2 separate regions of the Homo sapiens genome follow, and region 1 is linked to region 2. A link is a loop called in an ENCODE intact Hi-C map of the cell type or tissue named here. Cell type or tissue: K562. All regions are shown on one strand. Region 1 overlaps ITPR1 (inositol 1,4,5-trisphosphate receptor type 1). Region 2 has its middle 65 kb from the start of ARL8B.

Region 1 (2,500 bases), 400 kb before region 2:
TGGTTCTTGTCCTTGCACCTTCTTTATTTCAAGAGAAGGAGCTGCCTCTGTGTGGCCAACATCTGGTGGTCTCCATGCTGCCGTCTGTGGTGACATGGAGGAAATCTTACCTCTGAGATTAGGCAAGCTGTGGATCCTTTCGGTGAGCGCTGATGTCCAAGTGAACTTTGTGCTCTGGCGGGTAGAGGGCTGCTCTCCTGGCCTCCTGGTACAGGAGGGAAGACTGGCATTTATGGTGCAGGAGGAAGAGTGCAGTTTAAATACCAGACCTACCATTTATGAGCTGCTGTGTGACCTTGGACAAGTTACTTGCCCTCTCTGAGCCTCAATTCCTTCATCTATACAAGTGGCATTTTTCAGGTTCTCCCAGATCATTAGCATTTTTAGTGCCTTTGCGTCCACCAGGTTGTCTGGGCTGCACAGCAGTGTATAAAAGGAGTTAGGGTGGGTTTTAGGATCTTCCTGGTACAGAGGAGGAAGCAGCCGTTGAGAGTGGTCCAGACTCATCCCCCATCTCAGGCTCCCTCAGAGTTCAGTGGTCTTTTGACGTTTTCGTGCTTTTTGGCGTCAGAGAGGCGGATGTGCCAGCAGCCTTGGGTGCAGATCTAGACTGCATCACTCTGGCTACTTCGATGTTGATTGGGGGTGGGCTGCTTGCAGAGGAGGGGTGCATGGAGAGGGGATCTTACCCGACGCCCACACGGCCAACAGCACAGATCTGCCCGGTGGCAAGGTGTTAGTACTGGGAGGACCCCACCCCCCTCATACTCTTCTTGGTTTGGAAACTTGGATGGAAAACCTCGAATTTTTTTGAGTTGATTGGTTTCCCTAAGAACAGCTTCAGTGCCTGTGGTTTTTGCCTCGGACCTCACTTGGCTTTGTTGTGCTCGTCCTTCTAAATTCAGCACCCTGAAGACACTTGCTTGGTGCCAGAGGGAGAAAAAGGACCACCAGAGGCTCCCGCTCCTCTGCCAGGCTTCTGCACATGTGCCTTTCTTTCCACTAGGTGGCAAGCGCCGACTGCACAATGAAAGGATGTCAGGACGCTGCCTCTCAGTCACTTTTCCAGACACAGTGGACGTAATGCAATTGTGATTTTCCTCTCAACTCCCACAGGTCTCTGAAACTTAACTGCCAGCCTGTAGCTGAGTCCTGTGTCTCAAACCATAGCCAGGTCAGAGTTTATTTTGAAAGTGGCATGTGGAGTAATATGCCAGATGGTTCGGAGAGAACAAATGTTGCTCAAAGTTCTTACTCCTAAACTGCAGTTGTAGAAGTGTTCTGTCACTGTCCAGGTAATTCTTCCTTTAGCGTAGATAGAATAAAGGGTCTGGGGTTTGTGCAAGTAAAGGGATGAGCAATTAGAGGAGAAATTGTGAGAAAGGGAAGAGATACAGGTTTTGGATATTAAAAGAACCTTTTTTAAAAAAACACACATAGAGGTTGGGGGCCGCAGCTGAACTAACAGGCTATTGCCCTGTGCTCCTGCATTTCAGGCCCCGTAAGAGTTAGATTCTCCCAGGCTCTCTCCTTTGCCTTTGATTTGATTTCCGTTTCTTGATTCTTTTGTTTTCCTGGTGAAGTCTCCTTCCTCTCTGTCTGGAAAGGGGGCAGAGCTTCAGCCTAAGAAAAGCAGGCTGTAGTGACAAAGAAAATGTGCTTCCTCAATAGATGCAGGTGGAGGCTGTCATCCTGCAAGGATGTTAGACATGGAAAATCACGCGATGTAGAGTTGCCGGGCTGAGCGCGAGCTGGCCAGTCTCTTCTGAGCAGACTCCTTGTCTAAGCCCCCTCCTTGAATATCTGTAGGCAGATGGGCTTTGGAGCCTAGAATATGCTTTTTTAGTTTCTCAGGAAAGTTTTCATCATTGTTCCTCAGCCTTCGCTATCAGAGATTTTCTTCGCTCTCAGCCAAATCCCTGATGTCTCAGGAGAGGCCCGTCTTCCCTGACCTGTCATCAGCAGCCCTCTCAATTAATGCTGGACATCTTTTTCAGGGCTACGCTGACTTCTCAAATATTTCTTTTGGCTGCGTTGGGGTTGCTGCTTACGAACACTTGGATTCAGGTTTATTTTGTTTTAGTTTTTCTCCTGGGAAGTTGCTATATCATATTGTGAGTAGACAATTATCACTGTAGATGAATCCAGCTGCCCACAACCAAATCTGCAGGATGAGTTTCCTCAACATCCCCTCTCCCCTAGCTCCTGCGGATGGATGTACCTAGAGTTTTTTTTTTGTTTTTTTTTTTTAATCATCTGGAGCACTCCTTCCACGGTCATCTCTTAGTGTAACTGCACGTTTTTGAAAGATTTTTTTTTTTTTTTTGAGACAGAGTCTCACTCTGTCGTCTAGGCTGAAATGCGGTGGCGCGATCTCAGCTCACTGCAACTTCTGCCGCCCAGGTTCAAGTGATTCTTCTGTTTCAGCTTCCCAAGTAGCTGGGATTACAGGCGCCTGCCACCACGCCCAGCTAATTTTTGTATTTTTAGTATTGACGGG
Region 2 (2,500 bases):
AGAGTCATGCTTGAAGATTTTCATACTGAAATACATGTTGTTGTACTATAAGTTATTTTCATTTATTTCTCCTTCATATGACAGCCAGGACTTTATATTTATTTTTAGATATTATGTGTATCAGTAGATTTTACTATCTATCAGGTTCAATTCAGGGTAGCAAAGGCAATGCTACAAAAACATTTCTCTTAAGAAATTGGCTGGGTGCAGTGGCTCATGCCTATAATGCCAACAGTTTGGGAGGCAGAGACGGGTGGATCACTGAAGGTCAGGAGTTCGAGACCAGCCTAGCCAACATGGTGAAACTCCGTCTCTACTAAAAATATAAAAATTAGCTGGGCGTGGTGGCGCATGCCTATATTCCCAGCTGAGGCAGGAGAATTGCTTGAACCCAGGAGGCAGAGGTTGCAGTGAGCTGAGATCGCACCACTGCTCTCCAGCCTGGGCAACAGAGTGAGACTCTGTCTCAAAAAAAAAAAAAAAAAAAAAAAAAAAAGAAAGAAAAAAAAAGAAATAGGGACTGTGGCCAGACTAAAAACCAGAGTTTTAAGGAAATGAAATTACTCTTTTTTGCAGACATTTGTGCAGGTAAAAAACTTATTTTTTGAACCTAGATCCTAACTCTTTTTTCAATATAAACACAAACATCAAGCACTACTGTCGCCACTGCACTCCAGCCTGGGCGACAGAGCGAGACTTTGTCTAAAAAACAAACAAACAAACAAAAAAAGAACTTGAAGCCATATTTTTTTTGGTGCTGGAATTTATACACGAAAATACAGGACGATCCCATCAAAGCTTGCTTGGCAATCCATGTGGAAGCATGGAGACCAAATCAGAGGCATTGCCAGTGTCCAGGCAGGAGAGGATGGCAGCTTGGATGACGGAGGTGCTGTGGAGATGGGGAGAAATAAGTGGATTTAAGATGTCTTGTGGAGGTAGAACCAATAGGATTTGCTGATGGAGTGATGCATGCGTGTGTGTGCGCGCATGTGTGTGTGTGTGTCTGTGTTACAATGGGATCACTAAAGCGTCACACCTAGGATTCATGCCTGAGAAACTATGTGGAGGGTAATCCTATTTATAGAAATACGGAAGATGGCAAAGAACAAATTTGGCAGGCAGAGGGGTCAGGGAAGTGAGAGTTCCTTTTTGGTTAAATTCCTTCTGAAAAGCATATTTGACACTTAAGTGGGGTGTCAAGTAGGCAGTTGTAGTTCCAGGGATGAGTTTAGTCTGGAGGTGTATTAATATATTTCAAAGTAATCAACATATAGGTATATTTAAAGCCGTGGGAGCAGACATTGGATGGTGGCTGTATTTTCCAGTTTTTAAACACCTTTATTGCAAAGGTTTTTGAGCGATGAGAAAAAGAACTTAAAGAAAGGAAAGGGAGAGAAAGAATGCACCAGTCTATATTACACATAGTCTACGTCTTGCAACAAAACAAGTTTTTGGTGTCTGCAAGCAGCTCTTAGCAGAGCCTTGAGTACATGTCTATGAGATACGGGGCATGCACACCACCTGCTGGTCATTTCTTCGCATTTTCTAACACACCCTTCAGGGCAGAAAGAAGTTTCTAGTTTGTCAAAAGTATGAACTGGGCGGGGCACTGTGTGGCTCATGCCTGTAATCCCAGAACTTTGGGAGGCCGAGGCAGGGGGAATCACTTGAGCCCAGTAGTTCTAGATCAGCCTGGGCAACATGGTGAGACCCCCTTCTCTACAAAAAGTAATGATAAAAAAAAAAATAGCCAGGTGTGGTGGTGTGCTCCTGTAGTCCTAGCTACTTGGGAGGCTGAAGTGGGAGGATCGCTTGAGCCCAGGAGGCAGAGGCTGCAGTGAGCCGTAATGGCACCACTGCAATCCAGGCTGGGTGACAGGATGAGACCCTGTCTGAAAAAAGCAAAAGCAAATGAAATATGTGTTTGAATAGACACCCAGTGGAATCAGTAGAACATTCTGCCTGCACCCCTCCACCCATCACTAAATTTTTCATTAATCTACTGCTGTGAATTCAAAAGGGAAAACAGGGAATATGCATTAGTAGCACAGGTCTGGCTGTCTTAGAAACATTCTGTTTGGAATGAATCAGACAATGTGGTGTTTTGTATTTTCCCCCTCTCTCTGAGATGGGAGACTGTATCAGCTTATGGGAAGAAAGTCATCCCAGTCAATGAATAATCAAAGGCAAAGCCAACCAGATGATAAATCTTGGCCTTCATCCTGAGAAGCCACCCACTAAGCAAAGTTGAATAAATCTGTTCAGGCTTAGCATATTTTTCAGGGCAATTGGTTGCAGTTTTCTCAGACTCTTTGATTGGCTAACCTTATCTTGGGCCAATTCCAAGCTAATAAAACAGAGAATGAAGTAAGTTCTGATTGTGGCTTAAGTTTCAGGGAGGAGACCATAGCATTAGCTTTGACAGTATTGGGAACAGAGAAAAATGTTTGTTCATGCCTTTCTATCCTGAATGCTGAGAACATCTGGGCTTCTGTTA

The links. A loop is a pair of places that touch in the nucleus more often than their neighbours do. Peaks named below come from ENCODE experiments on the same cell type or tissue, not always from the same donor. Only the 100,000 strongest peaks of a DNase experiment are listed, where the experiment ranks them.
Region 1: a loop joins it to region 2, with 13 times the contacts of the local background. A loop is called at or near these places in 51 of 110 quality-filtered maps.

What each region holds. Positions count from the first base shown.
Region 1 is chr3:4,655,160-4,657,659 of GRCh38, forward strand. All of the region lies in intron 12 of ITPR1 (inositol 1,4,5-trisphosphate receptor type 1), which reads left to right. Among named protein-coding and RNA genes, the nearest start is that of EGOT, 95 kb to the right of the region's middle. In K562, a CTCF peak has its summit at 999 (motif pointing right); a DNase peak (open chromatin) is centred at 992.
Region 2 is chr3:5,056,452-5,058,951 of GRCh38, forward strand. No RefSeq gene overlaps it. Among named protein-coding and RNA genes, the nearest start is that of ARL8B, 65 kb to the right of the region's middle. In K562, a CTCF peak has its summit at 1,519 (motif pointing left); a DNase peak (open chromatin) is centred at 1,510.